Linked DNA regions of Mus musculus: region 1 is linked to region 2. A link is a contact called in ENCODE Hi-C or POLR2A ChIA-PET data. All regions are on one chromosome and are shown on one strand. The core of a region is the stretch at or near the end of the contact, and the rest is flanking DNA. Distances in the headings are between cores, read along the strand shown.

Region 1 (5,906 bases), core at 2,334-4,833, 170 kb before region 2:
TCACTGCATTGTATACAAAATAAGGGTTTTCTATTCATAGATTCATGAGTCGAAGCCATCAGCCATCCTGTCCAATGGCTCCACTCAAGCCAGCCAGGTATAGTGGTATACTTGCTGCTCTTGCAGAGAACATGGTTTTGGTTTCCAGCACTCACCTGGCAGCTTACAATCACCTGTAGATCCAGTTCCAGGGGGTTGGACACCCTCTTCTAGCCTCTGTAGGCACCAGGCACACATGTGGTACATGATACACATACAGGCACTCATGTATACATAAAATAAAGCAAACCTCTAAGAAAATAAAGAAAGAAAGAAACAGGGGGCAGGCAAGATGGCTCAGTAGGTAAAGGAAATCGTCTTTAAGCCTAAGGACCTGAGTTCTAACTGTGGGGCCCACATAGTGGAAGGCGCCAGCTGCTTCCAGCAAGCTGTCCTCTGACTGCACATAAGCACAGGAGTACTCTAGTGTCCTGCTGTTCACACACACACACACACACACACACACACACACACACACACACATGAATCATTAAGTGTAGTCATTTTTAAGTACAGAAGAGTTAAAGAATAGGGTTGTGCTTTGTGTCTAAGGCTTTGTAACCCCAGTTACCTGAAGGCTAATGCAAGAGAGCAGTAAGGTCAACGCCTGCCTGGGCTGCAGAATGCATTCAAGACCGACCTGGGGAACTCAGTGAGACTCTTCAAAAGGAGAAATAAAACAGAAAGCAAAAGCTCAAATATCCTTTCAAAAGATATTTTTATTATTTCAATGATGCTTATGTGTGCACCTATGTGTGAATGTGTGTGTAGGAGCATGGGTTCTCAAGACAGTTGTGATGTGTCCAGTATGGATGCTGAGAACTGAGCTGTGTCCTCTAGAAGATGAGACAGAGCTTTTAACCACAAGTCATCTCTCTCACCTCTCCTTTGTTTTTAGAACACCTATCCCTCAATAAGATGTCAACTAGAAAGAATGAGATGAAATGAACATGGTAGCATATTAATCGTTAAGCCAGTGTGATGAAGGCTTGTGTTTTTCTTTTCTTTTCTCTTCTTTTCTTTTTTTTTTCTTTTTTTGCTTTGTGTTTGAAGTGTTTCGTGACAGAAAGACAAACACTCTGCTAGAAAGTATCTCAGAAAGCCTTAGGCCTCCATGCTCCCTGTGATTTGTATAACTCCAATGCTCTTTTGACCAGCTGTAGAATGTGTATCTCTCAAAGGGATACTAATGATGTTTCCTTTATACATATGCAGTATGTAGTGGCCTGGTACTTCCCAAACAGCAAACATCAGTTACAGCTTCCTGCTCTATGTTGTCTGAGGCAAAAATCTACATTCTGGACAATGAGCTAAACCAGCTCAGCTTTCACATCGCCAAGCAACATTTTTATCTGAGAGTGGATTGTGAAAAGCTCACAGCCACTTGGGATCTCCCTGCTACTCATCACTGGAGCCTACGACTTAAAGTGATGGGTTCCCACACAGCGGCATGAATACATAGGTTTAAATTCATTCCTTAGTGAGAATGTTATAGCTACTATGAAATGTTGAAGTATCACCCTTTTGCTAGTGCCACAGGAAATGTAGGAAACCTTTAGGGCTGACTTTCCTCTAGAGTAACCTCACTAAGCACTTAGTGCTGTGAGTGGGCATGTTGGAGTCAGTCTAGGCTGGTCTTGAACTCATGCCAGTCCTCCTTTTTCAGCCTCCTAAGTGTTACAGGTAGAGGTCACAAGGCACTACTAGGTTTCTTTTCTCTTTCCTTTTTCATTTTGGTTTGTGAGATAGGAACTCCCAATATAGTCCACACTGGCCTATGTAGCATAGGCTGGCCTCAAATTCTGGGCAGTCCTCTTGTTCAGTCTCTTTAGTGCTGGAATTACAGACATAAGTCACCACAGTTTGCTTGATTTCTTCATTTGAAAATTATTAGCCCTGAACTAGGTAATCTCTAAGCAAATCTATTGTAACTTTAAGCTTTGTTGTGTCTCCGACAGACTCCATTTCCCAGGTCAGACATATCCTGGTATAACTGCATAGGGGATAACCGCACAGGGGAAGCAGACTGAAGTCTGCTGCCAGAGTCAAACACACCTAGGACAAAGGACACACTGGGAAACTTGTACTGATGGCCTCGGCTGCCCTTTGCTGTGTGCTGAGTAGATGCCAAAAGGCTCTAGCTAATTTGTTTGAGTCAGTCTCTTTCTCCCTGTTTTGCTGCCATGGACTGTACTCTAAGCCCTAGCCATCTGGCTGGAAATTCTAGCTACCAGGGAGGGGGGGGGGGGGGGGAAACTGCCTGAACTATCTATCAGTTCAAATCTGTCCGGGTGTCTAGGAAAACAATTCAACTGCGCATGTGCATTTCTTGGTGGCTCTGGAGAAGCACCAAAAAGGACATTCTTGCTGAAGCAATAATACAAAACTATTTCGCAAGGCTAGGGGGTGTGGATCCATGGTAGAGTGGAATTAAGGCCTTAGGTTCCATCCCTACCACCGCAAAACAAGCAAAACATGCATTTTTGGCAGTTGTCTCACAGACTCTCACCCCGCAGGCGGTAGCCCTCTGCCTCCAGCTCCAAGTCGCACCCGATGCCCTCTCGATACAGACGCTCAATGCTGTGCAGATTCTCCCTCAGCTCCTCTGCCTGGCTGAGCTTCTTTTCATTTCCCCTGGCTTTACCAAGTCCTTCTGGCTTCAGCTGGGCCGCCTTCTTCACCCGGGGTGCTCCCAGCGCCTCTGCAGCAGCCAGCACTTCGTCCTGTGAGGCGGGGCCCAGCACCCCCTCGTAGGCAAAGGTCAGCGCAGCCTCCCAGCCCCTCGGGGTCACATCAAGGCTGAAACTGGGCTGCTGACCCCCACCGCTCAGCAGCCTGCCTCGGAAGAGGCTGCTAATTGCAGCCAAGATCACCCGATGCACCCCATATACCTGTCCCCCCACAGACACCTCTTCATCCAGCAGCAGCTTCTGCTCCCGCAGTCTCTGCGCTTCAGCGAAGAACTGGCAGGGGTGCTCCACGCTGCACAGCATCTCAGGCTCCGCTGAGTCGTCGCTGTCATCCTGCTTCTTCCCTTTCTCCGGAGATGAAGCTAGAAAGGGAAGGTTTCCTGAAACGAAGGGGCTAGGTGGGTCAGGCTCTGCCAGAGAAAAGGAAAACAAGCCGGGATCCTCATCGGAAGAGGGAGACCGGGAGAAGGTTCTTCCGGCAGGCACAGGTAGTTCAAGACTGTCCTTCTCGATAGGAAGGGAGACATGCTCCAAGTCTGAGGAAAGGCTTGCCATCTTCCAGACGCTTGTGAGGTTGCCGCAGGTGCCCAGGCATGAGAGAAGTATACCTGAGCAGCACTCAGGAAAACAGAACTGTCTTCAATTCAGCTGTCAGTCCCTCACTCCGTCCGGTGACACACTAACTTTGGGCTATATGGCGCTAACTAACCATAGGGTTCACCAAGTGCAACAGAACCACAAACGCCTGTAGCCATCTGGCTCAGGACAAAGCCCCGCTTTCCACTCGTTTTCTTTTAATCCCAGGCAGGAGACACCGGGCTTCTGCTTGCCCTCTCTTGAGTTCCCAGTCTGCTTAGGACTGCTGTGTACGGATCCTAGCAGTGCCCGCACTTGGCTAATTATAGCTAGCCTGAGGGCTAAACCCTCATCTCTCAGTGCTGGAAGCTGACACTCAATGCACTGGGCCAAGTCCTGGGATGACTTCCCCTTTCCCTCCTTCCAAACCTGTAGGTCACAAGAGTGTGTTGAGTGGGGAAAATTGCAAAGCAAAGGGAACGCAAACGTTGGGTAGAGTGAGCCAGGCCAGAAGGACTGACTGTTTTCCCAGTTGGTGGCTGGAGGTGACAGGAGGCTAGTGAGGGAGTCTGGAAAGTCTAGACTATAAACAATTAACATTTGACTCATCTTCCTCCATCATAGCTGTGGGATTTGGGGGGGAAATATCTCTTAACATCTGCCTGACTTTGCTGTTCCTTCATAACCCCAGAGGGTGGACCAAAAGCCTAACACTTTACACAGCAGTGATAACCAAACTGAAGGTGTAAATCAGAGATGTGTATTTTTAGGAACTGGTTTTAACAGGTAATGTCTTCTATGTGGCCTCCACTTCCCTTAAGTCCTGAACTCTGGTGGAAATCTCCTGTGAAGGGATTATATGCAGGTACCACTAGGACTGCCAGAAAGTTAAACTCTAATGGCTCTTGTCCTTCCCTAACCGCCCCCCACCCCCCGGCCTCCTGGCCATGCTCTAAGAGAATTTGAACTCACTAGTGGATTTCCTCTTCAGATTCTTCAGAAAGAGGAAGCTTATATCATGTTGTTAGACATGCCTCTAAACCATAGAAGGGAACAGAAGTGAGGCTGCAGGTCCAGTTGGACCAATGCTTCTCAAGGATGGCTTCATCAGGGTGTCCACCAATGGAAGCTCTGAACTCTCTTCTCCCAAGTCACACTGCCAGCACTCAGAGCTGCCTGCTGGATACCAACTGATGTTTTCTTCATACTCCACCCTGAGACTGAAGTCTGCCTTAGTAAGGACAGGGTCAGTAGCCATGTAGGGCCTAGAGCCTGGGTTATAGAAACCAGTTGCCGGGGCTGGAGAGATGGCTCAGTGGTTAAGAGCACTGGCTGCTCTTCCAGAGGTCCTGAGTTCAATTCCCAGCAATCACATGGTGGCTTACAACCATCTGTAATAGGATCTGATGCCCTCTTCTGGTGTGTCTGAAGACAGCTACAGTGTACTCATATAAATAAAATAAATGAATATTAAAAAAAAAGAAACAAGTTGCCCGTCAATTTTCTGGTGACTGTCATCAAATGCTGGTGACTACAACCTGGCTAGATCTTTGGTCTGAACTCTTTGCCCCTTCTCTGGGGTCTGTTTAAATGCAATCAGGCAGGATCAGAAAAGTAATCAAGAGACCCAAATTCCCCTACATCAGTTTCCAAATAACCTTTCCTGAACCTGAATGGTTCCTGAAAGTTTAAGATTTTAAAATAAACAATTTTATGTGGTCATTTCGAGAGGATTTTAAGGTTTGGAATATTTCACTGGCTCTGTATGTATTGGGGTTTGTTTTGTTTTGTTTTGTTTTTCTGAGACAGGATTTCTCTGTGTAGCCCTGGCTGTCCTGAAACTCACTCTGTAGATCAGGCTGGCTTCAAACTCAGAAATTCTCCTGCCTCTGCCTCCGAAGTACTGTGATTAAAGGTGTGTGCCACCACGCCCGGCAAAGATTTATTTATCTATTTATTTTATGTATATGAGTACACTGTCATTCTCTTCAGACACACCAGAAGAGGGTATCGGATCCCATTTACAGATGGTTGTGAGCCACCACATGGTTGCTGGGAATTGAACTCTGGACCTCTGGAAGAGCAAGCAGTCAGTGAGTGCTCTTAACCGCTGAGCCATCACTCCAGCCCTGTATGTATTGTTTTAATGGTTTTAGTACTAATAAGCAGAGAGCTTCAATTATGACCTCAAACTTTCAGGGAATAGAGACAGAGGAAGTTCAAAGGACTTAGCAAGTGCTGTGTACGGTCTGAAGAATGATCCTCAACAGCCATGCTTCCAGTTTTTAATGAATGAGTTTATTAAATATATAGCAAATAAAATTAAAAGAATAAATGGCAGGTAGGAGACAGAATCAGTAGACAGCAAAATACTACCAAATGGGCACCCATGATCATCCAGCAGAAATCAACTGGAGGCTAATTGAGGTAGCCAGTTCAGGCAAATCAGGGGTCATGGGCACAGCAGAATGTCTCTTGGGTGAGGTCACTAAGTAAAAGAATAAGCAGCAAACAACAGATAGAAAACATCACCAAATCAATCCAAAGAAAGAAACTGAGGCAGTCAGCCACAGCTGGCAACTGAGAGCTTTATTTTTGCAG
Region 2 (5,898 bases), core at 338-2,837:
ACCTCCTAAGAGTGCTACTCCCTATGGACCAAGAATTCATACACTTGAGTCCATGGAAGCACCACGCTCCCCTAATTTAGGGTTGATCAGTTTGAAGAAAGAATAGTTGGTTGGCCTATAACTGTTGTGTCTATCAGCTGGGGGCCTATTGGCAAGGGGGAAAAAAGCCTTCCAGGCCTTTGTTTTAAGCTGCCAAGTTTTTGTAACAGATCAGGAGGGTAAGAAAAGACAGCAATGTTGGAAGTTGGTCACCTTTATTACCTAGCTGTGGTCCCTCTCCCTGTCTACCTACCAGAGAATCTCTGTCTGACTCCTAGTCTCACATGGCATACCCCATATTCCCCACATAGGCACATAATTAATAAAATAAGATATTGAAAATAGTGTGAGTTGTTATTACGACGCATAATATAGAGTTAATTCATTTTGCTTGAAAGAGAAATGTAGGCTTGTTCTCCTTGAAGCTCGTCCTGGCTCCTCTCATGATGAAGGAAAAGCTGGCAATGGAGATGTGTGGACCTGAGACTGAGTCCCCACGCTTTCAACTGGCTGTCTTCTTTCTCAAACTATCCCCAAGTAAAGACTGTTCTAACAGCTTGGCGACTACCTTCCTGAACATCTCTTTCAAAGCTTCCTTGACTTGATCGTTGCGCAAGGCATAGATAAAAGGATTCAGCAGAGGGGTCACAAATGTTGTTATCACGGTTACAGACCAGTTAGTATCCACAGAGCCGCTCTGGGATGGCCTTACGTAGAGGAAAATGGCACTTCCATAGAAGAGGGTTACCACCATCAAGTGAGAAGTACAGGTGGAGAAAGCCTTCTGCCGACCGGAAGCAGAGGGGATGCGCAGGACCGCCAGGACTATGTGGCCATAGGACGCACCAGTAATGGTGAGCGAGGACATGATGACAAGAAAGGCCAGGACAAAGTCAGCCTCCTCCAGTCTCGTGGTGTTGGTACATGCCAGGTGAAGCAAGGGTCCACTGTCACAGAAGAAGTGCTGAACCACAGCACCCTGTTTGCAGAAAGGAAGCAAGGCCACAGCCACTGTGGGGCCAAGCACAGGGAGGAGTCCCCCCATCCAGCAGGCCAAGGCCACCCGAAAGCACACGGCTCCATTCATTAGCAAGGGGTAATGCAGAGGACGGCAGATGGCCAGGTAGCGATCCACAGACATGACGGCCAACAGTAGGAACTCAGAGGCCCCCAGAAAGAAGTAAAAGTAAAACTGAGTGATACAGGCAGCAAAGGAAATGGTGTGCCGTCTCGAGAGGAAATTGCTCAGCATCTTCGGAATGATGACAGAAGTGATCAGAATCTCGAGGCAGGACAAGTTAGCCAGGAAGAAATACATGGGTGTCTGCAGGCGGTGATCCGCCCCCACCAAGACAACAATCAACGTGTTGCCTGTTAGAGTCAACAGGTAAACGAAAAGGAACACGGAGAACACTTCCGCTCCTGTGCTGTTGAGATTCGGGAAGCCTGCCAGGACAAACTCCGTAGTGCCGACACTCTGGTTCGCACGTGGAGCCATTATTATCTTTCCCAGCTGTAAAGATGAAACGACGTTCTATCACCCATCCTGAAACTCAGAGAAATTTCCCCTAAAGGGTAGCCACGTCTTAGGAAAGCGTCCGGAGTCTATATCTTCAACGATCTTGTTCTCAAATCTCGACTGATGGCTCTTCATTATGATGGGGAAAGTATCTCTGAACATCAGAGTTGGGTGAAAATACGAGAATGAGATTTTGTGAAGAAACAGAGCTCCGGCTGATTTCCTGCTTTAGAATTCTTGCTGTTTACACACACCCCGGTCTCCTACGCTCTGCTTTTCAATTACAAACTTTGGTAAGGAGCAAGAGAAATAACAGGACAAAGGATTCAAAAGTTTCCTGTGTCAACCTAACGAACTGGCAGAGAAAATCAGGACGAAAGTCAAAGCCCAGGCTTGGCTTGCCCCACGTTTGGAAGCGGATCAAGAGATGGGGTCCTTGCTTGGGTTTCAGTTACCCAGTTAAACAATTAGCTGCAGAGACCAGGGTATTTGATACACCAATTCTCCCCTTTTATGGAGAATTTTCACAATAAACCAAGAACCTAACTAAACTCAGATTGACACAAACTACTTGCATTTCTGAAGTAAGTGTAGTACACATAAAGGAGGCTGACTATAGCAAGAAGCCATATTGATCCATTCACTTACTCGGTTGCATTCAAGCTAAGTGCCCCGGCTAACATTAATATCAGCCCATGAGGCCTTTTTTCAATTTGTGACATTTTCCCTTCTGAGACAGAATCTGAAGCCTTTTCAAAAACAGGCTGTCAGAAACAGAATTGCAAATCACTGTTATAATTAATTAAACTGGAAATGAAGTAGATTCAAGCCATTCCAGTCCCACAAACTTAAAAAAAAAAAAAAAGGTTGAATTGATGGTATTGTAAAGTGCTGTCTCTAAAAGTCTCCACTAAAAGATAACAGAAAACACAAACTAAAGAAAAGAAAAAACTAAAGACTCTCAGTAGCAAAACATCAAGGTTGATTTTCAGAGCGTTGATTTTTCTCTAGCTAAATTGTTCCGAACACACCCCATTCTTGCAGTGACATTTTAGGACAACGGTCCCATTCCCAGCAGATGTTAGACTCCTGACTCTCTACTCTGGTCCCCCTTCTCACCTCTGGATCTCAGATGCGGGAGTGGGAAGCACGTGCCCCTTTCGTCTAGGATACAGGAGCTTTGTGGTTATCCGCCTTAGGGGCTCATCGCTGGCACTTCTCCCTCCAGCATCTACAGAAATCGCACTGCGCAGGTCAGGACTACAGTTTTACCTCTGCTCTCACCATGTGCCGCATTCTGTATTTAGCGATTCAAAGACAGGCCATGTTGCTGGATCACTGTCCAATGCCTAACATGACAGAAAAATTAGGGCTTGTGACCAGTAGCGAAGAAATGCTACTGATATGTACAGAATGCTAGGAAGAACGTGAAACACGAGCCTTAGAGGGTAAGTAGTGCTCTCAAGAAAGAGATGCCTAAAATATAGGACTGAGCACTTGAGGGGACAAGAACACTTCCACGAAGCAAAGCATTTGACCTAAGAACAGAAAGTAAGAGTGAAGTGTAATGAGAAGGCACTGGGCACCTCAAAGCAGATTTTTTTCCCCCCCTGGCTCTCTGTCATTCCTTGTGAAACCACCTCATTGGACTGAGCCTATCTATATCTGAAGTAACGGGGGATGACTCTCCTGCTCCAGAATGCCCTTGATATTTCATAAGGGTAGGACCCTGAAACGTTTATCTTCCCGGTTTGTAAGTCAGTATCACCTCCACCGTCCCACCCTTCCAGCAGCCTGCAGCACTATGAAACTGAGTGTAGCCTGGTATCCTTGCAGCTCTGGGGATGAATCTGCACTTGGGAAAACAAGAAATCGGGTAAGGCCTCTTCCCTTGGGTTCTTTTCTCCTTGGCATAGCCTCTGGTGCTGATCTCCTGCCTAGTGAGCATAGGGGCTTTTCTGACCCTGAGGAGGGTGTTACATTGTTCCTCACAGATTTGCTCTGTTCTGTTTGTCTGATTGAGTGATTTGAGTCAGGGTCTCACTAAGTAACCTTAGACCTTGCTATATAGACCAGGTTAGCCTTGGATTCACAGAGATGGATATAAACACTGTTTCTGGATATACTGCCCCTTCTTATACCAGGAGCAAGTCAAACTTCAGGGCCCAGTCTCCTTCTGTAGATAGAATGGCTCCTACAAAATGATCAGGGTCCTGGGCTGACTTAGGCACAGTTCATGTGAAAGACAATTGTCTCAGCACTAAAATGTCACTGCAAGAACAGAAGCTAGAAGGCAGGGGGTGAACATGGACTGTTACTTCTACCTTAAGAGTACAACACTGCCGGGCAGTGGTGGCGCACGCCTTTATTCCCAGCACTCAGGAGGCAGAGGCAGGTGGATTTCTGAGTTTGAGGCCAGCCTGGTGAGTTCCAGGATAGCCAAGGCTATAGAGAGAAACCCTGTTTAAAAAAAAAAAAAAAAAGAGTACAACACACTTACCAATAGATATTCTCTCTAGTGGTTGAAAAACATATTTTTTTTGACTTGACGGGCTTTAGGAATAGAATGTCCATTGTTTTGCTTTTAGATCACATTCTTCCTGGCTCCTGGATTTAGATCGAGTGCAGGGAAAAATCACTTAAAGTCATTGGTCTCTAATAAATCGCTGTATTACAAGGTAGAATCTTCCATGTGCCACTTTGGTTTCCAGCGGAGAAATAAGACTTGATCCAGACATATGGAGCTTAAGGAGCAGCAGGGCTGGGGAGAGAGAAATTACCCAGACAGCAAGACAATAAAAGAGAGAGTTGGGGTGCAAACATGTCCCAGTGGTCCTCAAAATTTGTGATTCTATGATAACTTCCTAGATCCTGGGCCTGGTAAATCTGAAAAGGAGACAAAGAATATTTTCTTCACTTGACATCAACCATCCTAAGTCAGGCAACTGCAAGAGAAGCATGAACCACGGAAATGAGAGAACTCATGGCACCTGACCAGCATCAACCGCCTTGCTCCTCATGACACTCAGGGGGAAATGTCTGTAACTCAAGCAACAGAGACTTCACCTCTTCACCCTGAGGACTTAAAATGATAATGTGACTCTTCCCCTTGGGTTCTATGGTAGAAAATAATGGGAGACCCAAGGGTGTGATGAGATAGTAAGAGGCTGTCCATACCGCCTCTCTGCTGTTGGGTCTCCCTGCCATATACTTTATATCCTGCCAATCATGTGGAATTCCATGTACCCAAAACATTGTCAAGGATGCTGGGCATCTGCTTGCATGTGTTCATCTCCATGTACCATAGGCTCCTTCTTAAAGACCTGGTGGCTTCCTGTTCAGGTCCAAGCTGGCATGTGTTCATCTCCATGTTCCATAGGCTCCTTCTTAAAGACCTGGTGGCTTCTTGTTCAGGATCAAGCCTCAGTTTATTCAATTCTCCTACCAATTCCTCTCCCTCCCACCTTTCTGGCCACTTTCCAACCAGAACTATGACCAGTTCTGCTGACTTCTTTCCAACCTAATGCTTTACCTGCTTCGTTATGTTACAACCTTTCTTGGCTGTCTTGTACTTTCTTCATCTTTAGGGCATCAAGTTTCCACCTTTGAATTTCTGGGACGAGTCACAAGGCTTGGAACATACTAGATGCATAAAAATGGCATGCACGCTCACCTACTCTGAATCTCCAGCCTGGAAGAGCAGCTTCTCCTCTGAAATAAGCGTGAGTTGGGTTCTGAGCCAAGTAGAAGAACACCCAGGGCCTTCCAGGGTCAGTTTGGATTCTGTCCTTGCTGGACATAATCCTCCTGAGAGCACTGAAGACAACCCTGGGCAAAGTGAGACAAGCAGTCACTAAACTGTAAAGGAAGGAGCAAGAATGGACCTGAGCACTGGGAGAACTGTTGCACCAAACCAGACTCTAAGCAGGAGCTCTCACTTGCTAAGCTAAGGGATGGATGCATCTAAAGACAAGACCCAAGGAGTGTGAGAGCTGTCTAGAGAACTCTATATACAAATGTGGGACCTAGTGGCTCATGCCTGTAAGCCCAGTACCTGGATTATCATGAATTTGAGGTCAGCTTGGGATACATAATAAGATTCTGTCTCAAAATAAAACTTTCTGATTGAATTTTAATACTTAAAGTGACTGAAAAAATAAGGCGAGATAATTTTTTTTTAAATTACAGAACCAGGTTTTCAAAATTTAAAAATTTGGCTGGTATACAAAGAAATTGGTTTCCTTGAGACATTTTCACAATGTTTATTATTATGATTTTATTATTTATTTTTATTTGCCCTCCTACACTTCTCCATATCCGTCCTCAGCATCTTGTGAATC

The links. Hi-C counts contacts between places; a loop is a spot of excess contacts on that map. ChIA-PET counts read pairs that join two places held with the same protein, here RNA polymerase II (POLR2A).
Region 1: a loop to region 2 is called in a map of gastrocnemius, with 2.2 times the contacts of the local background. The contact joins the promoter of Klhl33 here to the promoter of Olfr750 in region 2. A Hi-C loop is called at or near these places in 1 of 37 maps with a recorded cell type or tissue (gastrocnemius). POLR2A ChIA-PET finds 5 or more read pairs at or near these places in 1 of 5 experiments (Patski).

The regions. Positions count from the first base shown.
Region 1 is chr14:50,893,900-50,899,805 of GRCm38, forward strand. Klhl33 (kelch-like 33) reads right to left here and starts at 3,584. Exons shown (of 4, transcript NM_001370764.1): 1 at 2,549-3,584. The coding sequence starts at 3,284.
Region 2 is chr14:51,069,855-51,075,752 of GRCm38, forward strand. It overlaps Olfr750 (olfactory receptor 750), which reads right to left and starts at 1,588. Exons shown (of 1, transcript NM_207558.2): 1 at 457-1,588. The coding sequence starts at 1,537. The coding sequence ends at 542.